Regions from separate parts of the Homo sapiens genome. Here region 2 is linked to region 1. A link is an interaction called in ENCODE POLR2A ChIA-PET data of the cell type or tissue named here. Cell type or tissue: PC-9. All regions are shown on one strand. Each heading gives the region's core, and the rest is flanking DNA. Links, peaks and the distances in the headings are about the cores only. Region 1 has its middle 66 kb from the start of CAMK1D. Region 2 overlaps CAMK1D (calcium/calmodulin dependent protein kinase ID).

The links. Peaks named below come from ENCODE experiments on the same cell type or tissue, not always from the same donor. Only the 100,000 strongest peaks of a DNase experiment are listed, where the experiment ranks them.
Region 2: POLR2A ChIA-PET joins it to region 1 with 44 read pairs; 2 of 35 experiments call an interaction of 5 or more read pairs at or near these places.

What each region holds. Positions count from the first base shown.
Region 1 is chr10:12,278,394-12,288,636 of GRCh38, reverse strand. No RefSeq gene overlaps it. Among named protein-coding and RNA genes, the nearest start is that of CAMK1D, 66 kb to the left of the region's middle. In PC-9, for the core only: no CTCF peak of the experiment used is centred there; no DNase peak of the experiment used is centred there.
Region 2 is chr10:12,429,826-12,440,933 of GRCh38, reverse strand. All of the region lies in intron 1 of CAMK1D (calcium/calmodulin dependent protein kinase ID), which reads right to left. Among named protein-coding and RNA genes, the nearest start is that of CAMK1D, 86 kb to the right of the region's middle. In PC-9, for the core only: no CTCF peak of the experiment used is centred there; a DNase peak (open chromatin) is centred at 5,393; H3K4me3 peaks cover 347 bases; H3K27ac peaks cover 3,091 bases.

The DNA of each region.
Region 1 (10,243 bases), core at 2,244-10,243:
GGCCTGGAAATGCTGGTGAGTTAGGTAAATCGGGTCTAGTGTGGACTGACACGATCAAGAAGGGGTGCTGGGTCATGATAGATGGGAAGTTTCTCTTGGGGAAGAGAAAGGCCCTTTAAGTTGGCAAACGGGCCAAGCAGAGACATGGGGTGTGTAGAGAGGTGAGGATGCTGCCTTGGAGGAGGCTTAGGTTCTTTTTTTTTTGTAGACAGAGTCTCGCTCTGTCACCCAGGCAGAGTGCAGTGACGTGATCTTGGCTCACTGCAAGCTCCGCCTCCCGGGTTCACGCCATTCTCCTGCCTCAACCTCCTGAGTAGCTGGGACTACAGGCGCCCACCACCATGCCCAGCTAATTTTTTGTATTTTTAGTAGAGACAGGGTTTCACCATGTTAGCCAGGATGGTCTTGATCTGACCTCGTGATCCGCCCACCTCAGCCTCCCAAAGTGCTGGGATTACAGGCGTGAGCCACCGCTCCTGGCCTACTTAGGTTCTTTTCAGTAGGAATTCAAAGAGGAGGTTAGAAAGATGGAATTGCACCAAATTAAGAAAGGTGGTGAAAAGCCTGGGAAAGAGCCCAGGCCTCAGGCTGTAGCAAAAGGCAGCCTTCGCATGGCAGGTGGGAGTGAGGTCTTGAGCAACAGAGGGACGTGACGAAGGCAACGTTCTACACGGTAGCACAATTCCTCAACAAGATTTTAAGGATGGTAATTCCTAGGAAACCAATAAACACGTGAGCGCATGTCCTCCCTGTTCTGGGCGAGCCTGCGTTCCCTGCTTTACCTCTTGTGGTTTTCAACTGTCTAAAACAAAGACTCTTTCTTACTCCAACCATTAACCAGTTTTCCTGCTTTTGTTTTTCTTTTTTTTTTTTTTGAGACAGAGTTTCACTCTTGTTGCCCAGGCTGGAGTGCAATGGTGCGATCTCAGCTCACCGCAACCTCCGCCTCCCAGGTTCAAGCGATTCTCCTGCCTCAGCCTCCCAAGTAGCTGGGATTACAGGCATTCACCACCATGCCCGGCTAATTTTTTTTTTTTTTTTTTTTTTTTTGTATTTTTAATAGAAATGGCATTTCTCCATATTGGTCAGGCTGGTCTTGAACTCCCGACCTCAGGTGATCCGCTTGCCTCGGCCTCCCAATGTGCTGGGATTATAGGCGTGAGCCACCACACCCAGCCCTTGCTTTTGTTTTTCTTAATTCACATAGGTTTGCAATTGCTCCACTGAATTTGGCTTTGGATGGAAAAATCCTCCATCGTCCCTCCAGCTAGAAAAATACCTTCATTTTCTCTGTGTTTGGAAACAAGACCATAGGACCTGGTGTAGTCCCAAACATAATATGTGCATGTGCTCCAGGCCACATCACCCAAGCCTTCCACACTGCTCCCAGGACCACCTACCAGGCCCCACCTGTAGGTTGGGTGACCCCTCACAGCCCAGTAGGAATTCAGGCAGGGGCTTCATGAGAGACAAAGGGGACAAACCTGAACTCCTACCTGGGAACTCCAAATACCGAGCCTTCATCCACACAGGAGCCACTGGTTGTAAGACAGCCCTCCTGAGGTGCTTCTGACCAGAGAGGACAAAGGAGCTACTTGGTTTGGAGGGAAAAAGGCTAAAGAAAGTCACCCTGACCCCTGGGCCACATGGCTCTTGCCTCAACTGTCTTCTCAGAACAGCCTAAATATCTCCAAAGAAATGCCACCTATGGTCAGGCATGGTGGCTTATTCCTGTAATCCCACCACTTTGGGAGGCTGAGACCGGAGGATCACTTGAGCCCAACAGTTCAACACCAGGCTGGGCAACAAAGCAAGACCCCACCTCTACAAAAAAATTATTATTATTATTATTTTTTTTTTTTGAGACAGAATCTTGCTCCGTCACCCAGGCTGGAGCGCAGTGGTGAGATCTTGGGTCATGGCAACCTCCACCCCCTGGGTTCAAGCATTTCTTGTGCCTCTGCCTCCTGAGTAGGTGGAATTACAGGTGTGTACCACCACGCCCAGCTAATTTTGGTATTTTTAGTAGAGACAGCGTTTCACCGTGTTGGCCAGGCTAGTCTTAGACTCCTGACCTCAGGTGATCCACCCGCCTCGACCTCCCAAAGTACTAGGATTACAGGTGTGAGCCACCATGCCTAGCCAAAAAAAATTTTAATAATAAAAAAGAGGGCTGAGTGCAGTGGCTCACGCCTGTAATCCCAGCACTTTGGGAGGCCGAGGTGGGTGGATCACGAGGTCAGGAGATCAAGCCCACCCTGGCTAACATGGTGAAACCCCGTCTCTATCAAAAAAAAAAAAAAAAATACAGAAAATTAGCCAGGTGTGGTGGTATGCACCTGTAGTCCCAGCTACTCAGGAGGCTGAGGTAGGAGAATTGCTTGAACCCAGGAGGCGGAGGTTGCAGTGAGCCAAGATCACACCACTGCACTCCAGCCTGGGCAGCAGAGTGAGACTCTGTCCAAAAAAAAAAGATACAAATAGTATACATCTGACAAAGGACTAATATCCAGAATCTACAATGAACACAAACAAACTAGCAAGAAAAAAAAATCCCATCAAAAAATGGGCTAAGGACATGAATAGATAATTCTCAAAAGAAGATATATAAATGGCCAAGAAATATGAAAAAATTCCCAACATTGTCCGGGTGCGGTGGCTCACACCTGTAATCCCAGCACTTTGGGAGACTTTGGGAGGCCGAGGCAGGCGGATCACGAGGTCAGGAGATCGAGACCATCCTGGCTAACACAGTGAAACCCCATCTCTACTAAAAATACAAAAAAATTAGCTGCGCGTGGTGGCGGGTGCCTGCAGTCCCACCTACTCGGAAGGCTCAGGCAGGAGAATGTTGTGAACCCCGGAGGTGGAGCTTGCAGTGAGCCAAGATCACGCCACTGCACTCCAGCCTGGGCGACAGAGCGAGACTCCATCTCAAAAAAAAAGAAAAAAAAGAAGTATCTCACCACCCCTAGTCAACGTAGTGTTGGAAGTTCTGGCCAGGGCAATCAGGCAGGAGAAGGAAATAAAGGGTATTCAATTAGGAAAAGAGAAAGTCAAGTTGTCCCTGTTTGCAGATGACATGATTATATATCTAGAAAACCCCATCGCCTCAGCCCAAAATCTCCTTAAGCTGATAGGCAACTTCAGCAAAGTCTCAGGATACAAAATCAGTGTGCAAAAATCACAAGCATTCTTATACACCAATAACAGACAAACAGAGAGCCAAATCATGAGTCAACTCCCATTCACAATTGCTTCAAAGAGAATAAAATACCTAGGAATCCAACTTACAAGGGATGTGAAGGACCTCTTCAAGGAGAACTACAAACCACTGCTCAATGCAATAAAAGAGGATACAAACAAATGGAAGAACATTCCATGCTCATGGGTACGAAGAATCAATATCGTGAAAATGGCCATACTGCCCAAGGTAATTTATAGATTCAATGCCATCCCCATCAAGCTACCAATGACTTTCTTCACAGAATTGGAAAAAACTGCTTTAAAGTTCATATGGAAACAAAAAAGAGCCCGCATTGCCAAGTCAATCCTAAGCCAAAAGAACAAAGCTGGAGGCATCACACTACCTGACTTCAAACTATACTACAAGGCTACAGTAACCAAAAGAGCATGGTACTGGTACCAAAACAGAGATATAGACCAATGGAACAGAACAGGGCCCTCAGAAATAATGCTGCATATCTACAATCATCTGATCTTTGACAAACCTGACAAAAACAAGCAATGGGGAAAGGATTCCCTATTTAATAAATGGAGCTGGGAAAACTGGCTAGCCATATGTAGAAAGCTGAAACTGGATCCCTTCCTTACACCTTATACAAAAATTAATTCAAGATGGATTAGAGACTTAAATGTTAGACCTAAAACCATAAAAACCCTAGAAGAAAACCTAGGCAGTACCATTCAGGACATAGGCATGGGCAAGGACTTCATGTCTAAAACACCAAAAGCAATGGCAACAAAAGCCAAAATTGACAAATGGGATCTAATTAAACTAAAGAGCTTCTGCACAGCAAAAGAAACTACCATCAGAGTGATCAGGCAACCCACAGAATGGGAGAAAATTTTTGCAATCTACTCATCTGACAAAGGGCTAATATCCAGAATCTACAAGGAACTCCAACAAATGAACAAGAAAAAAACAACCCCATCAACAAGTGGGCAAAGGATATGAACAGACACTTCTCAAAAGAAGACATTTATGCAGCCAAAAGACACATGAAAAAATGCTCATCATCACTGGCCATCAGAGAAATGCAAATCAAAACCACAATGAGATACCATCTCACACCAGTTAGAATGGAGATCATTAAAAAGTCAGGAAACCACAGGTGCTGGAGAGGATGTGGAGAAATAGGAACACTTTTACACTGTTGGTGGGACTGCAAACTAGTTCAGCCATTGTGGAAGTCAATGTGGCGATTCCTCAGGGATCTAGAACTAGAAATACCATTTGACCCAGCAATCCCATTACTGGGTATATACCTAAAGGATTATAAATCATGCTCCTATAAAGACACATGCACACGTATGTTTATAGCAGCACTATTCACAATAGCAAAGACTTGGAACCAACCCAAATGTCCAACAATGATAGACTGGAATAAGAAAATGTGGCACATATACACTATGGAATACTATGCAGCCATAAAAAATGATGAGTTCGTGTCCTTTGCAGGGACATGGATGAAGCTGGAAACCATCATTCTCAGAAAACTATCGCAGGGACAAAAAACCAAACACCACATGTTCTCACTCATAGGTGGGAATTGAACAATGAGAACACATGGACACAGGAAGGGGAACATCACACACCGGGGCCTGTTGTGGGGTGGGGGGAGGGGGAGAGATAGCATTTGGAGATATACCTAATGTTAAATGATGAGTTACTGGGTTCAGCACACCAACATGGCACATGTATACATATGTAACTAACCTGCACGTTGTGCACATGTACCCTAAAACTTAAAGTATTAAAAAAAAAAACGCTCACAATAATACCCCCCAAAAAGAAAGAAAGAAAGAAAAAATGCCCAACATTACTAATAATCAGGGAAATGCAAATCAAAATCACAATGTGATACCACCTGACTTCTGCAAGAATGGCCATAATCAAAAAATAATAGATGTCGGCGTGGAAGCAGTGAACAGGGAGCACTTCTACACTGCCGGTGGGAACGTAAACTAGTGCAACCACTATGGAAAACACTGTTGGAGATTCCTTAAGGAACTAAAAGTAGATCTACCATTTGATCCAGCAATCCCACTACTGGGTACCTACCCAGAAGAAAAGAAGTCATTATACGAAAAACATACTTGCACATGCATGTTTATAGCAGCACAATTCACAATTTTAAAAATCTGGAACTAGGCCGAGCACGGTAGCTTACATCTGTAATCCCAACACTTTGGGAGGCCAAGGAGGGCAGATCACTCGAGGTCAGGAGTTCGAGAGCAGCCTCAGCAACATTTTGAAATCTCATCTCTACTAAAAATACAAAAATTAGCTGGGCGCGGTGGTGTGTGCCTGTAATTCCAGCTACCCGGGAGGCTAAGGTATGAGAATCACTTGAACCCGGGAGGCAGAAGTTGCAGTGAGCTGAGACTGTGCCACTGTACTCCAGCCTGGGTTACAGAGTGAGGACTCCGTCTCAAAAAAAAAAAAAAAGTGGAACCAATCCAAATGTCCATCAATCAACGAGTGGATAAAGAAACTATGGTGTACATATCCATATATATATATGATGGAATACTACTCAGCCATAAAAAGGAATGAATCAATGGCATTTGCAGTGACCTGGATGAGATTGGAGACTATTATTCTAAGCGAAGTAACTCAGAAATGGAAAACCAAACATCGTATGTTCTCACTCGTAAGTGGGAGCTAAGCTATGAGAATGCAATGGCATAAAAAAGACACAGTGGACTTTGGGAACTCAGGGGGAATGGGTGGGATGGGGGGAGGGATAAAATATTACATACTGGGTTCAGGGTACAGTGCTCGGGTGATGGGTGCAAAAATCTCACAAATCACCGCTAAAGAACTTACTCATGTAACCAAACACCACCTGTTCCCCTAAAACCTATGAAAATAAAAAAAATAAAAATAAAAAAAAACTCTTAACAAAATAAAAAGTGTTCTGGGAACTGCTGGTGCAGTGCAAATCAAGGGCACAGAGAACTTCCAGAAGGATGTCTGGACAGCTAGGACTGAAGTCATCCTGTTTAGAGCCTTAAGGTGAATAGATCATCATTTCCTCCCTTTGAACAAGAAGGCTGGGCACATTGTTAGCAGGTTAGATTGGGCGGCATGAGACTAAGGGTATGTTGTGAGGGTTGGGGGGTTGGGGGTTCAGACAGACCTGAGATCCAATGCAAGCTCTGCTGTCTGCTGTGTGGCTTTAAGAAAGCTTCCTAACTTGTCTGGGCACCGCTTTTCTCATATATGAAGTCAGAGTAACAAAGACTTTTGCCAGAGAGTTCATTTGAGGACTAGCTAAACATCTGCTGAATGAAAAAAAAAAAAAAAAGATAACAAATAGTGAATCAGCACATGGAAAGGTGTTTAAAATCATTAGACATGGCCAGGTGTGGTGGCTCACACCTGTAATCCCAGCACTTTGGGAGGCCGAGGTGGGCGGATCATGAGGTCAGGAGATCAAGACCAGCCTGGCCAACACGGTGAAACCCCATCTCTACTAAATATACAAAAATTAGCCAGGCATGATGGTGGGCACCTGTAATCCCAGCTACTCCAGAGGCTGAGGCAGGAGAATTGTTTGAACCCAGAAGGCAGAAGTTGCAGTGAGCTAAGATTGTGCCATTGCACTTGCAGCCTGGGCGACAGAGTGAGACTCCAGCTCAAAAAAAAAAAAAAAAAATCATTAGACATTAGGCAAATGCAAATTAAAACCAGAGTGACATGGCACTTTACACCCATGAATGGCTAAATTTAAAAGATTGACAATATTAAACATTGGCAAGGAAGTAGAGCAACTGGACTTTTCTTAGTGTTGGTACAATTACTTTGGATAGCAGCTTAGTGGTATTTCATAATTATAGTTAAACATACACTGACTATACGATCCACCAATTCTATTCCTAGGAATGTACGCAAGAACAGTGAAAGCATATTTCCTGAAAAAGATAAGTACAAGCATGTAGGTATCAGCTTTATGCTCCGTATTCCAAAAGTAGAGATAATCCAGTTTCCATTGCCAGATAATGAGATAAAATTTTTAAGATATGGTAATCTCTCATTATATTACTAGCATGGAACAAGATTTCTTGTTTTTTATTGATAAAATTTATTTATTTATTTATTTATTTATTTATTTATTTTATTTTTAGAGAACAGGGTCTCGCTACATTACTCAGGCAGACCTCAAACTCTTGGGGTCGGTCAAGTGATCCTCCTGCCTTAACTTCCCAAGTAGTTGGGACCACAGGTGCCTGTGCCACTGTGCCTGACTAAATGAATGTTGAGGCCGGCTGTAGTGGCTCACACCTATAACCCCAACACTTTGGGAGCCAAGGAGGGTGGATCACCTGAGGTCAGGGGTTCAAGACCAGCCTAGCCAACACAGAGAAACCCCATCTCTACTAAAAATACAAAAATTTGCAGAGTGTGGTGGTACACACCTGTAATCCCAGCTACTCGGGAGGCTGAGGCAGGAGAATCACTTGAACCTGGGAAGCAGAGGATGCATGAGCCAAGATGGTGCCACTGCACTCCAGACTGGGTGACAGAGCAAGACTCTGTCTCTAAAAAAAAAAAAAAAAAAAAAAAAAAAGTTGATATATTAGAATACTATTTAGCAATAAAAAAGAAAAACATGCAATAACATGCATAAATCTCAAAATTATTATGTTGAGAAAAGATGCCAGACACAAAAAAGTAAATACTAAATGATTGTACATCTGTAATATTCTAAAACAGGCAAAACTAAAATATTGTGATAGAATTCAGAACAGTGGTTGCCTCTGCTGGGAAAAATTCACTAGAAATGGGTATGAAGAAACTTTCTGGGTTGATGGGAATGTTCTTTATCTGGACTGGGCAGCTGATTACACAGGTGTACACAGACGTCAAAACTCATCCAACTGTACACTTGACATCCGTGCATTTTATTGTACAAAAATTATACCTCTTTTTTTTAAGTACTGGAAAAGAGTACAAAGAAAGAATTGCCTATGTCTTTTCTTTTTTTCTTTTTTCTTTTTTTTGAGATGGAGTCTCGCTCTGTCGCCCAGGCTGGAGTGCAGTGGTGCCATCAGAGCTCGCTGCAGGCTCCGCCTCCTGGGTTCATGCCATTCTCCTGCCTCAGCCTCCTGAGTAGCTGGGACTACAGGTGCCCGCCACCACGCCCAGCTAATTTTTTGTATTTTTAGTAGAGACAGGGTTTCACCATGTTAGCCAGGATGGTCTCAAACTCTTGACCTCATGATCCGCCCACCTTGGCCTCCCAAAGTGCTGGGATTACAGGTGTGAGCCACCGCGCCCAGCCTGCCTATGTCGTTTCTTCACTCCTAGGCTTAGTGTTGCGCTCAATTTAACCAAGCCCTTCAACCAGCTAGAAGGCCAGCTTTGTATGTATTTTGCAAGAAGCTCCTCATTAAGCTGTGAGTCCTGTCTTGGGGAGATTTATAGGAAGGTGGATGTTGACAAAAGGCCTGAACTCTTCCAATACTTCAATTAAGATGCATTCTAGGCCAGGTGCTATGGCTCACCACTGTAATCCCAGCACTTTGGGAGGCCAAGGCAGGCAGATCACGAGGTCAGGAGATCGAGACCAGGCTGGCCAACATGGTGAAACCCGGTCTCTACTAAAAACACAAAAATTAGCTGGACATTGTGGCAGGTGCCTGTACTCCAGCTACGTGGGAGGCTGAGGCAGGAGAACCACTTGAAACTGGAAGGTGGAGGTTACAGTGAGCCGAGATCACGCCACTGCATTCCAGCCTGGGCAACAAGAGTGAAACTCCGTCTCAGAAAAAAAAAAAAAAAAAATGCATTTGAGAAATATCCACTAAAGAAGAGAAAGGCCAATAGCGAGTCAAGAGAGAGCAAGAGCTGTTTTGTTGGTGTAACTGGGATGGAATCCACACTAGAGCCGGTGGAGGCGTGAGTGGGTGGTGGGGAGATGATGAAAGGCTGGATAGTGTGAGACACGGATTGTGCTGGTTACGAAACAGCCTTAAGTATGTTCGGCATAGACGCAACAGCAAACATCAATATACACTTATAGCAGTATTTTTTAACCAACTAGAAAGAGTAGGGGGACACAGAGGCAGGAAAAAAAATAAAATAAAAAATTAGGGCCGGTAATTACAGGCTCACACCTGTAATCCCAGCACTTTGGAAGGCCAAGGCAGACAGATCGTTTGAGGCCAGGAATTCCAGACCAGCCTGGGTAACATGCCAAAACCCCATCTCTACACAAAACAGAAAAATCAGCTGGGTGTGGCGGTGCACACCTGTAGTTCCAGCTACTCAGGAGGCTGAGGTGGGAGGATCACTTGAGCCTGGGAGGTTGAGGCTACGGTGAGCTACGATTGCAGCAGTGGCTCACGTCTGTAATCCCAGCATTCTTGGAGGCCGAGGCGGGCAGATCACTTGAGGTCAGGAGTTCAAGATCAGCCTGGCCAAATGGCGAAACCCCATCTCTACTAAAAAATACAAAAATTAGCCAGGTGTGGTGGCGCATGCCTGTAATCCCAGCTACTCAGAAGGCTGAGGAAGGAGAATCGCTTGAACTCAGGAGGCGGAGGTTGCAGTGAGCCAAGATCATGCCACTGCACTCCAGCCTGGGCAACAGAGTGAGACTCCATCTCAAAAAAAAAAGAAAAAAGAAAAAAAAGAAAAAAGTGGTGTATCTGACTATATGAACTTTTAAAAATGTCAAAAATAAAAAATCAAACTATTAAAATGCAAACTGACCAGGAAAAATATTTGTACCAAATCTGACCACAGCATTAATATCTTCATTACATGAGAAAAATCCTTATTAATTGGTTTTTTAAAACTGTCTCCAGGCCGGTCATGGTGGCTCATGCCTGTAATCCTATCACTTTGGGAGTCCGAGGTGGGCCAATCACCTGAGGTCAAAAGTTTGAGACCAGCCTGGCCAACATGGTGAAAACCCATCTCTACTAAAAGTACAAAAATTAGTTGGGCGTGGTGGCACACACCTGTAATCCCAGCTACTCAGGAGGCTGA
Region 2 (11,108 bases), core at 1,364-9,363, 150 kb before region 1:
TTAGGGGAAAAGGGTTAGAGAAGGTTAGAGAGTGACCTCCCTGCTTCTGCAGTTTCCTCCATTTCCTTCAGCCTGAAATATTCAGTATGCCAAGATGCTGTATTTTCAGGTAGCATTTCCTGCATCCCATCATATATACAGATCATTTTTGATTATGAAGCCTACAGGACAGGAACCATGTTTTATCACCTGTGTGTTGCCCAAGGCCTGAGCACTGCACCTGGCATACACCGTATCTCATATACTTTATTGAGGTATAATTTATCCACAATAAACTGCATTCATTTAAAGTGTGCCACTGAGTTCAACTTCCGTCACACCAAATTAAACAAAAAAACAGGTATCTGGCTGGGCATGGTGGCTCACACCTGTAATCCCAGCACTTTGGGAGGCCGAGGTGGGCGGATCACCTGAGGTCAGGAGTTCAAGACCAGCCTGGCCAACATGGCGAAACCCCATCTCTACTAAAAGTACAAAAATTAGCCAGGTGTGGTGGCGTCCACCTGTAGTCCCAGCTACTCAGGAGGCTGAGGCAGAAGAATTGCCTCCTGCCTCCGGAAGGCGGAGGCTGTAGTGAGCCAAGATCATGCCACTGCATTCCAGCCTGGGTGACAGAAGGAGACTCCGTCTCAAAAAAAAAAAAAAAATCCAAAAAGACTAACGTATAGTTGGAATGGCAGGAAAAAGACCTACTGTTTCATAATTACAACATAATGCAAGTAAGACTTTTATGAAGAGTTTCAAGGAAATGAATCCCAGGCCAAACCCACATCTGCCTTTCTCTGACTTAGACAATCTGCTGCTAGAAAGTAAGACAAGTGATATGGTTTGGCTGTGTCCCCACCCAAATCTCACCTTGAATTACAGTTCCCATAATTCCCACATGTTATGGGAGGGACCCAGTGGGAGTTCACTGAATCACGGGGTGGTTTCCCCCATACTGTTCTCGTGGTAGTGAGTAGGTCTCTCACGAGATCTGATGGTTTGATAAGGGGTTTCTGTTTTCACCTGGTTCTCATTCTCTCTCTTGCCTGCCGCCATGTAAGATGTGCCTTTTGCCTTCCACCATGATTGTGAGGCCTCCCCAGCCACATGGAACTGTGAGTCCATTAAACCTCTTTTTCTCTATAAATTACCCAGTCTCGGGTATGTCTTCATCAGCAGCGTGAAAACGGACTAATATGAAAACTCTAGGCCACTAAGGTCTTTCCCATTTTATTTAGAAAAACAAAATCTCCTCAGATTCGTCTTATATCAAAGACAGCAGAACAAACAAGTAAGTCCTCGATCCCTCTCTCAGGATTCCCGGGACAGTGAATTCAACTGCAAAGCACTCAGCAGTGTGGCTCTACAACCGGGACCCTTCACCGATGTGCACATTGACAACACTACCTACAGCAGGGAGGAGGACTGGTGAGAGCAAATCCCACAGCTGTTATCACAGCCAAGCCCTAAAACGCAGGCAAACAATAACATGCATATCCTTTCAGTCATGCCCATTTAACAGCAATAATGCTCCCTGAAAAAAATAAAGGGACATATACACGAGCACAGAGTAATTTTGAAAAACACGTGGCTCTCCCTGTCTGGCCTCCAGTCAATAAATGCCCCCACAGATGGGAGTTTTCGATAAATATTAAACCATAACAAACAACTGCTCAGGGCTCTGAGACGTATGCAGCCTTTTCAGCCACAGAAAGCACCTGTCAAGAATGACTTCGAATATGAGTTATGAAAAAGAAAAATAATGTTAGTCTGTGGTACACAAGGCAAAGTCCTCAGACAGCCTGCGCAATGGAACTTGGGATAATAGGCCCTGGTAGACACAGACGATAGTGCCTGATGTCTGTCCTACCCTGGCGACAGTCTCCCACACGTGACGGGCAAATGACTCTATTTTAATAAACAGGAGAGGAAGAGACAGGAAAGAGCCTGCACCAGAAAGCTGAGGTTTGGGGAAAATTCCATAGAAAGCAAAAAAATCAATTAGAAATATTAAGTCTTTCTTAAAAAATTAAAGTAACACGGTGCTGTCCAAGGATGCAGTTTGTATTTAACGTCCAAAGGCAGGTTTGCTGTTATTGTTATTTCACTAAAATCAAGACCATTAACTCTGTGGTAGAATGGAGCAAGGCAGGGAAGAAAAGCAAAGGTTTCCTCTAAGGAGAAATAATTTATTGCATCTCTACTGCAATGCCTCAACCTTCAAAAGTCATGGTGAGAATTCTAAGTCTCAAGTCATTCCTAGTGCAACAGCAAAAATGTGCAGCCACCACTCCTGGGTAAGAGGTCAGCAGTCGTTGCAAACTTCATTAAAATCTTTCATTCCCAAACCAGTGAAACAACATGTAAAAATGGCCCCAGTAAAGACAAGAATGTGACCTCAAAAAAATTTTTTTAAAGAAAGATATGTCCAGGAATTTCAACTGATGGAACACCCAGTGCTTCAAAAACAGGGTTTTCTTAGAATCTTCTTAAGAAAGAAACTGAATGAATGTCATGGGGGATTATACCTTTTTCATCTTCCCAATTCAGCAGGGACAATAGCCACATGTATAATTCCATCACGACAGGGGAAGCAAAGTCTCAGAGATGGAAAAAAGACACCAAGGGCAGCTTAACATGTGGTCCTTCTCCAAGGAAGTCAGCCATGCAGCAGCCAAAAACAAAAGGAAAAGGTCCCAAGCTCAAGGCGAAGGACCCACGACTTCAGACACCTGAATTGCACTTTGCCAAGCATGGTCCATCATGAGGTGTGCAGAAAAGAGCACGTGCTTCAAAAGGCCCCTCACAAGGTTGGCCCTTGGCTGGCACCTGAGAACCTGGATTCCAGGAGGGTTCCCACCATCCTAACTAAAGAGCAATTCACTGCACCTAAACAGTTTATGCAAGCAAAGTGGTTTTTGCTGAACATCTGCTTTCCTTCTGAGATTCTGGAATTTGGGTCTGTGCTAGGCAGCAGGTGCCTATGTGACCAGCTCTCAGTAAGAACCCTAACAAGAAGCTGATGTGAATATATACTGCAGGATTCCAAGTACATGACACTCTAGAAAAGGCAAAATACAGAGGCAGGAAAATAGTCAGTGATTGCCAGGGGTTGGAGACAGGGAGGGGAAAATATGCAGAAGAGGGAGAATTTTTAGGACAGTGAAACTACTCTGTATGATACGATCATGGTGGATCCATGTCATTAGCTATTTGTCCAAATCCATAGAATATGCAACACCAAGAGTGAGCCCTAATGTAAACTATGGACTCAGGGTGATGGTGACGTGTCATTGTGGGTTCATCAGCTGTAACAAAATGCCCCGCTCTGCTGGGGGATGTTGATAGTAGGAGAGCCTGTGCATGTGTGTAGGGCAGCGAGTATATAGGAAATCTCCGTATCTTCCATTTGGTTTTGCTATGAACCTAAAAATGCTTTAAAAACTAAAGTCTGGGCTGGGCGCGGTAGCTCACGCCTGTAATCCCAGCACTTTGGGAGGTCAAGGCGGGTGGATCACCTAAGGATGAGAGTTTGAGACCAGCCTGGTCAACATGGTGAAACCCCGTCTCCACTAAGAAAATACAAAAAATTAGCCAGGCGTGGTAGCAGACGCCGGTAATCCCAGCTACTTGGGAAACTGAGGTAGGAAAATCTCTTGAACCCAGGAGGCGGAGGTTGCAGTAAGCCGAGATCGTGCCACTGCACTCCAGCCTGGGTGACAAAGCGAGACTCTAGATAGATTACATAGACAGACAGACAGACAGACAGACAGATGGACAGATAGATGATAGATAGACAGATAGATAGATAGTCGGTCTGTTTAAGAAAAAAAAATCTGGCTGCTGAGTCTAGCAAGCTTCCCTAGTAGATGCCATTTCACACGTCACCACCACTCCTTGCTGATTGAACTAAGCTTGCCCTGTGTGCCCACCCCCCAGGAAGAGGACACTGGGAAATTTGTGCCCACCTGATCTGCGCCCTGCCCCTGGTGCCTCTCCCCTGTGCTGATTTTGCTCGAAGTCCTTTCGCTGTGATAAATCTTAGCCATGACTATGACCATAGGCTGAGAACTGTGAGTCCGTGGAGCGAATCATCAAACCTGGGGGTGGTCTTGGGGACCAACGCATGGGCACTTAATACGTGTATTGTGACTGATCACCTAAGCTCTAAAAATACCATAGATCCTGTCACACTGAGATCACCCGTTGGTCTCAGGGATCCTGTATCAAGTCCTCATGCCAGCATGCCCACACAGATGCCCCCATGGGGCTTTGCTGCCGAGACAGCTTCCTCCATGAGGGCTGAGATGGGCTAACTACAGCATCCGAGCTTATGAGATTAGAATGTCAGGCTTCCCACCAGGTAGGGGAACCTCTGCCCCCAAAGACTTTACCATCACCTCCTCGCCACCAGTGAACATAAACCCCACAGAAGTCAAAAGTTGTCCTTTCTTTCAAAAAACAAAGTCAGCAAGCCTCAATAAAATCCAGAATAATGCCTCCGACCAGCTTCCTAGATTTCCTTCGACGGTCACTGCTCTTCATTCTCCTTGGACAAGCCTTCATCCAGCGAGGCTGAGGGATGTCCCTGAGAGGGGGCATGTGGCTTCCAGTGAATGTGAAGAGGAGGCACTCCACAAACCCTTAGGTCCACAGCAGACTCTAGACTCTATCGACAGGATGCCCAGGCTGGCCCAGGGAACTAGAACCCACCCCTGGGCACACATGTGAAGCCTGTACGTGGAAGAGGAAGACCAAGGAACCAGAGTGGCTTTCAGGCCAAGGACAGGCTTGAGTCACAGATGAAGCCGGGGCCCGGAAAGCCATTGGCACTCAGTCTCCCACCCCTAGAAGCAAGCCTTCCTTCCCGAGCTGTGTGGCACAAAGGTACAGTCCTCTCAGGCTGTTCACCTGCATGCAATCACAGCTCAGAGCTGGACAGCCTAAGACTCATTCCCGACTGTCCCCACCACCCCATTCTGCTCATCTACAGACAAGGGTGGAGCCTCAGCAAGCTCTAGCATCTGATCCCTTCTTAACCTACTCTGTAAAGGAACATGCAAGGAAGGACCCACTCATGCATTTAGCACTGACTTATGGTGCCCAGGAGGCAGCACGAATACAAGACAATGAGAAGGGTTTGGACCAGCATTCAAAGAGCTCACCGCTGAGTTCTAAAACTGCATTCCCTGTCACCTCTGAAAATACCTCCAGCCACAGGCGACCTACATCCCTCATCTGTTAAAATGCAAACAAAAGAGGTCTTGTTGGAATCCTGCCAGGTATTAAAGGGTAGGAGAGTGGAAAGCAGTGGAAAAGCCTGGAGATGACCACTAAGCCATCCTCCAACCTGCTGGGCACAGAGCACGTCTCACCTTCTGACTCAGAGCTGCCAACAGACAGGCTGCTTGGGAGTGGAGGGGACGAGCAGGTCACAGGATGCCCGCCGGTATTACCTTGAGGTAACAGGAACTCCAGCCTGTTGCACAAAGGTGAGCATCTACAGGAGGCCCTTCCAAAACAAGCAGGGAAGTGCAATTGATGGAAATGAGGTGCTGAGCAGGTGAGGTAAGAAAACCACGGAAGCAGCAGAGAACCTGGAGTTAGGCTTGGAATATGGAAACCTAGGGCGGATCCATCAGTGTCAGTGGGGCTTCTTGTTCAGGGACTGCAATTGGCCTCCTGCTCCCCATCACCTTTTCTTTTTTTTTTTTTTTTTTTTTTTTTGAGACAGAGTTTCACTCCTCGCCCATGCCGGAGTGCAGTGGCACAATCTCAGCTCACTGTAACCTCTGCCTCCCAAGTTCAAGCCATTCTCCTGCCTCAGCCTCCGGAGTAGCTGGGATTACAGGCACCCACACCACCACCACACCTAGCTAATTTTTGTATTTTTAGTAGGGACAGTGTTTCACCATGTTGGCCAGGATGGTCTCGAACTCCTGACCTCAGGTGATCCACCCGCCTCAGCCTCCCAAAGTGCTGGGATTACCAGTGTGAGCCACTGCGCCCAGCCTTCCCTCCCCTCCTGATTCCTCCTGGGCTGCTTTCTCAAAGATAACTCTCCTGCAGGGAGGTCAGGGTCATGCCCAAGGGCCAGCCTTTTCTAGACGGATGATTCCCACATCCTTCAAGTCTCAGAACACCCAGCACAGACTGAAGGCGATCAAGGTGACCGGGCTACCACTCAGCATTGGGAAGCATTACCCGGTGAACATCAAATGTGTATTTACACACCGTTCAGAGTATTATTTAACAGATTTGAAAACAGCACAAGGACGTTTTTCACTTTGCAATTAGGGAAAGAGATTTGCTAATTTAGGTCCTTAAATCCTTGGAATCTTTAAGCAGTCACTTGCTGGATGTCATTATCCCTAAAGCCACCAGCTAATTCTAGGCCAGTAATGAGAGAGCTCACAGCTTGCACAAACAACGGCTGGGCTCTATGAGCCTGGAGCCAAGCCAATCTCACAATTCTGCCTAGATCCAGCCCCGTTCCTGGTCACTAGGGTAGTGGGCATCTCATGGGCATCCATGATCAAGGCTCAGCGCCAGACCCCTTGTACACAGAATCAGGAAATCTCAAGCGCTGAAGGGCACTCGTTTACAGAGGAGATTTGGAAAGGCCAAATGGCTTACCTGGGGTCACAAGTCAGGGGTGTGTCTGACTCCAAACCCCAAACACTCTATGCTATCATCCTGTACCCAGTCACAATTAGAAATATAACAACAGACTTATTTTTTTAATTTGGAAGAGAAAAATCTTAGGACTAGTTACTCAAGGTAAGAAAGCAATAGAAAAGGAAGAGAGCTCTTAGCCAGGTATGAGGGATTGCTCCTGCAGTCCCAGCAACTCAGGAGACTGAGGCAGGAGGATCACTTGAGCCCAGGAGTTCAAGGCTGCAGTGAGGTATGATCACACCACCGCATTCCAGCCTGGGTAATAGAGCAAGACCCTTTCCCCACAATAATCATAATAAAATTCACAAGGGCCAGTACCACTTCAGAGGAGGGACTTGTAGATGCAACTAAATCCAGACAGAAGGATGCACTGGGGGACCTGAAATCCCCACCCAACGACAGGAAGTCTGTGTATGTTAGGACTCTTAACATAACCCTTTACAAAGTGAGGGTTTGGCAAACTGCAGCCCCTAGAAGATGCAGAGCTGAGTGATGCCCAGGGGCAGGGGCCCAAGCACGTGGCTATCTGGCAGGTTCCTCAATGTTACTGCAAAAATGCTCTGAATCCACGAGTTTGTTTTTTCTTTTCTATGGTTTTCCATTCAGCAAATATAAACCGCATGCCAGCTTTCTGGACGCAAGGCATTGACTGGGGAGATGCCAATCACAGGCTCCAGACCCCTTACATGAGGCAAATCCTGAGAAACCACTCCAAAACTCGATGCATTCTGACCACCAGATTCCGCTTTCCTCGACCCAGTTTTATGCTTCTTTTGTTGACTAAATAACCAAGCAAAATTAAGGGAGAAGACTCTAAGGAAGCCTAGACTGTTTGTTTTGAATAAACAAATATTAAAAAAAAAAATCAAACCCTTCCACCTGAGAAAAAAATTACGCTGTACCTGGAGCAGGAAATGAGAGCAGAGGGAAAGATATCAGGCATTGGTAATTAAGTCCTGGGGTCTGCAGGAGGGAGGGCAGCTGGTAGGATGAGAATGATCAGCAAAGCTCCACAAACGTGGTAGGCAAAAAAGCAGCTGGACTGGGAAAGGTTTTCAGCAGGGAGATGGGGGATCTCCAAGCTCCTCTAATCTCTAAAAGGAGAACAGCATAAAGAGAGCAATTCTGAGGCTGTGAGAGGAAACCTGACCGAGCACCTGGTGTGTGCTTTATGGGTCTTTCCCTGGATCTTATGTAATTCACGCCCCACCTGCTCCCATGCCCGGAACACATCTGGGCACAGTCTGTGGTTCTTTTCCATGATCCGTGTGAGCTGGCTCAGGGACAGTGAAATCCCTGCATAGCACTGGCATTTACTCTAATCCCGGGGACCTTGTACATGACTCTCCCAAAGGGTCATCCTGTGCTGTGCAGCAGCTCCCATTGCCGAGACGGCACCATCTTGGGAGCAGGTGGGTGGAATCTGGCCTTCGAGAGTGTCCAGCACAGACCAGCCCAATGAGGGCAGAACACCAGTGACAAGGACACGGTAAGGGTGGACAATGGGGAATCTTCAGGGTGCAAGCAAGGCAAGCGCTGGCACCCTGACACCATTCATTCGTTCACTCATTCATTCATTATTCAACTCACCCATTCATTTATTCAACTCACTCATTTGTTCATTTGCCCATTCATTCACACATTAACTCATCTATTCACTCATTCATTCATTTATTCAACTCATTCATTTGTTCATTTGCCCATTCATTCACACATTAACTCATCCATTCACTCATTCATTTGTTCACTTGCCCATTCATTCACACATTAACTCATCCATTCGCTCATTCATTGATTTATTTATTAATTCATTCATTTATTCGTGTACTCACTCATTCATTTGTTTATTCATTCCCACTTTGGTGGGAAAGCAAAAGTCTTCAAACCAGGCCCCAGCTGGATCTGCCAGAAACACACACACAAAGACAACAGACAAATAAACCTTGGACTAAGTTTCCTGCAAACGAAGGTAAGGGTGATAGGAGAAAACTTGAGAATCACAGCCTCATGGGGCTGAGGAAAAACTCTTTGGGGCTGTCTCCCCACCACCACGGGCAAGTTTCAATCCACCTCTGTGGGTCATATGATTCCCACTCTCCCTATCACCATCTCCAAAGGCAAATTAGAGCTCCCAGGCTCTCAGAGAAACGCGGCCCAGTGTCTCCAGACAGCCCTTGGAATCTGGAAATCACTGCTCCTCTGATGTATCCAAAACCCCTCTTCCAAAGGTAGAATACCTGAGCCAAAGACTGGCCACAGTGACCTCTGCTCAAGGAGACATGGTCGGCCTTCTTGATTGCCTCTCCCCAGGGATGACAGGTCTCTCCAGACCCTGCCGCATGGCCAAAAGGGAAACACAGCTGGAGGAACTGTGACGCCAGGAGAAGAGTCAGGAATCATCAGAGGTTGCCAAGAACATCCTCAAATCCTCTGCGGATGTGAGAAGGTTGTAAATCTTAAAATGTAATATAGAAAAGCTGGATAATAGCTGTCACTTCTAGTTTTCCCAGTAATCCCTTCAGGGAAGTAGAAAAGAAGAGGAGAAAAGTCAGACCGGGTCATGCGGGTGAGATCAGAGGCTTTATTAAAGCAGGGAACGGACGCCCCCAGCTCTGGCCCTGGAGTAACAGAGCACGCTCCTCCCACCCTGGGTTCCTCAGGTGCTCCACGATAGGCAGGCGCTCTGAAGGATCTCCCTGGATTCCCCTGAGGATTAGTGCATCTTTTGAATGAGTTATTCCTCGGGAAAGTGAGGGGATTGCATCTACCTCTCGGGAGTGCACATAACTGACTCTCTTGGAGTCTGAGAATCGGCCTCTCTCCCCGACCCACCCAGTCTCTCTCCTCAGACACTGAGTGATCACAGCCTCCAGCTCACCCAGACCCACCTGTGCACCCGGCTCCTTTCTAAGCCATGAGCTGATCTCCGTTTCCACCTGTGCCCTCAATAACCAGGGATTACAGTGCAGCTGCAAAAAACAGCCCCAGGCTTCCAAGGGGCAGCAGTGGAGGTGAGATGTGTGTTTGATAACTTCCCGACAAAACTGCCTTTCACATTTTGGTTTATTGTTTTAATTTTTCTTCCTTTCTCTACTACAAGAATAAGGCAGTAAGAACAAGGTGGAGAAAGCATAATTTTTTAAAAAATAAGAAAATGAGGCTCATCTCCTAATTTATTATAAAAAATAAAAACAATAGCATTTAAAAATAATCACATGTATCAGCTGGGCATATGGTTCACGCCTATAACCCCAGCACTTTGGGAGGCCAAAGCGGGCGGATCACTTGAGGTCAGGAGTTTGAAACCAGCCTGGCCAGCATGGCGAAATCCCGTCTCTACTAAAAATACAAAAATTAGCCTGGCGTGGTGGTGCACACCTGTAATCCAGCTACTTAAGAGGGTGAAGCAGGAGAATCGGTTAAACACAGGAGGCAGAGGTTGCAGTGAGCTGAGATTGCACCACTGCACTCCAGCCGGGGCCACACAGCAAGACCCCATCTTAAAAAATCATCATCATCATCATCATCATCATCACATGTATGCACCAAAGCTCCAAGCCTGAAAAGCCCCAGAGAGCTGCAATGGAGACATATCCAATACTCGGCACGTGGATTCTATCTCCAGCTCTGCCCTAAGGAAGCGTGTGGTCGTTCACAGCCTGGGCAGCTGTCTGGTCTCAGTGTGTTTGCAAAATCAGCAATGTACTGCCTCGTTCTCAGACTCTGGTGTGTGACCCACAGACAGGACAAGGAAAAAGTCGTGTAATTAATTCAAATGACTTGGGATAAAAACTAATCTGATTTAGTGAAAGCTCTAGATGTTCTGAAGCACACTGATCCCCTTCAAGTTCATCAGATATAAAAACTCACAGCTACAGGAGGCCAAAGGACCCACAGACCTGTTCCGTGCAAGCCCACCTACCAGCAGGGCTGGTCAGTGCCTTGTGGGGCTGTGCTCTCCGGGAGAGCGGATCGTGTTCATTTGGGAATTATTGACCACAGCGCTTTGCTGAGCAATCCGTCTTTTCACGGAGCATGCAAAGGTCAACAGGGGCTTGGTCCCATCCAAATGCTCACAAATCCCAAACGAGCAGGATTGGAACAGGGGTTTTCTAGGATTATACCAGCTACTGACTTCCATCCAAGAGAGAACAGCAAGGCAGTGGGGGATGTAAGTGTTTTTGTCATTATGTATGACAAAGAACATGAAGCAGAGGAAATCAGAAGGCTGGAAAACAGTGAGAGAAGCAAGCAAGCAGGAGAGAATGTGGGAGACAAAGTGAGAGTGACTCCCCGGGGTGGGGAGGGGCAGTGCTGGGGCAGTGTTGTTCTAAGAACTGCAGTTACCCAGCCCATGTGTCCAAAGGATGCTAACCAAGTACATTAATGCAAACATTCACGCATCCTCGGTGGAGGGATTCACCAGAGGTGAAACCTTGCGTGGA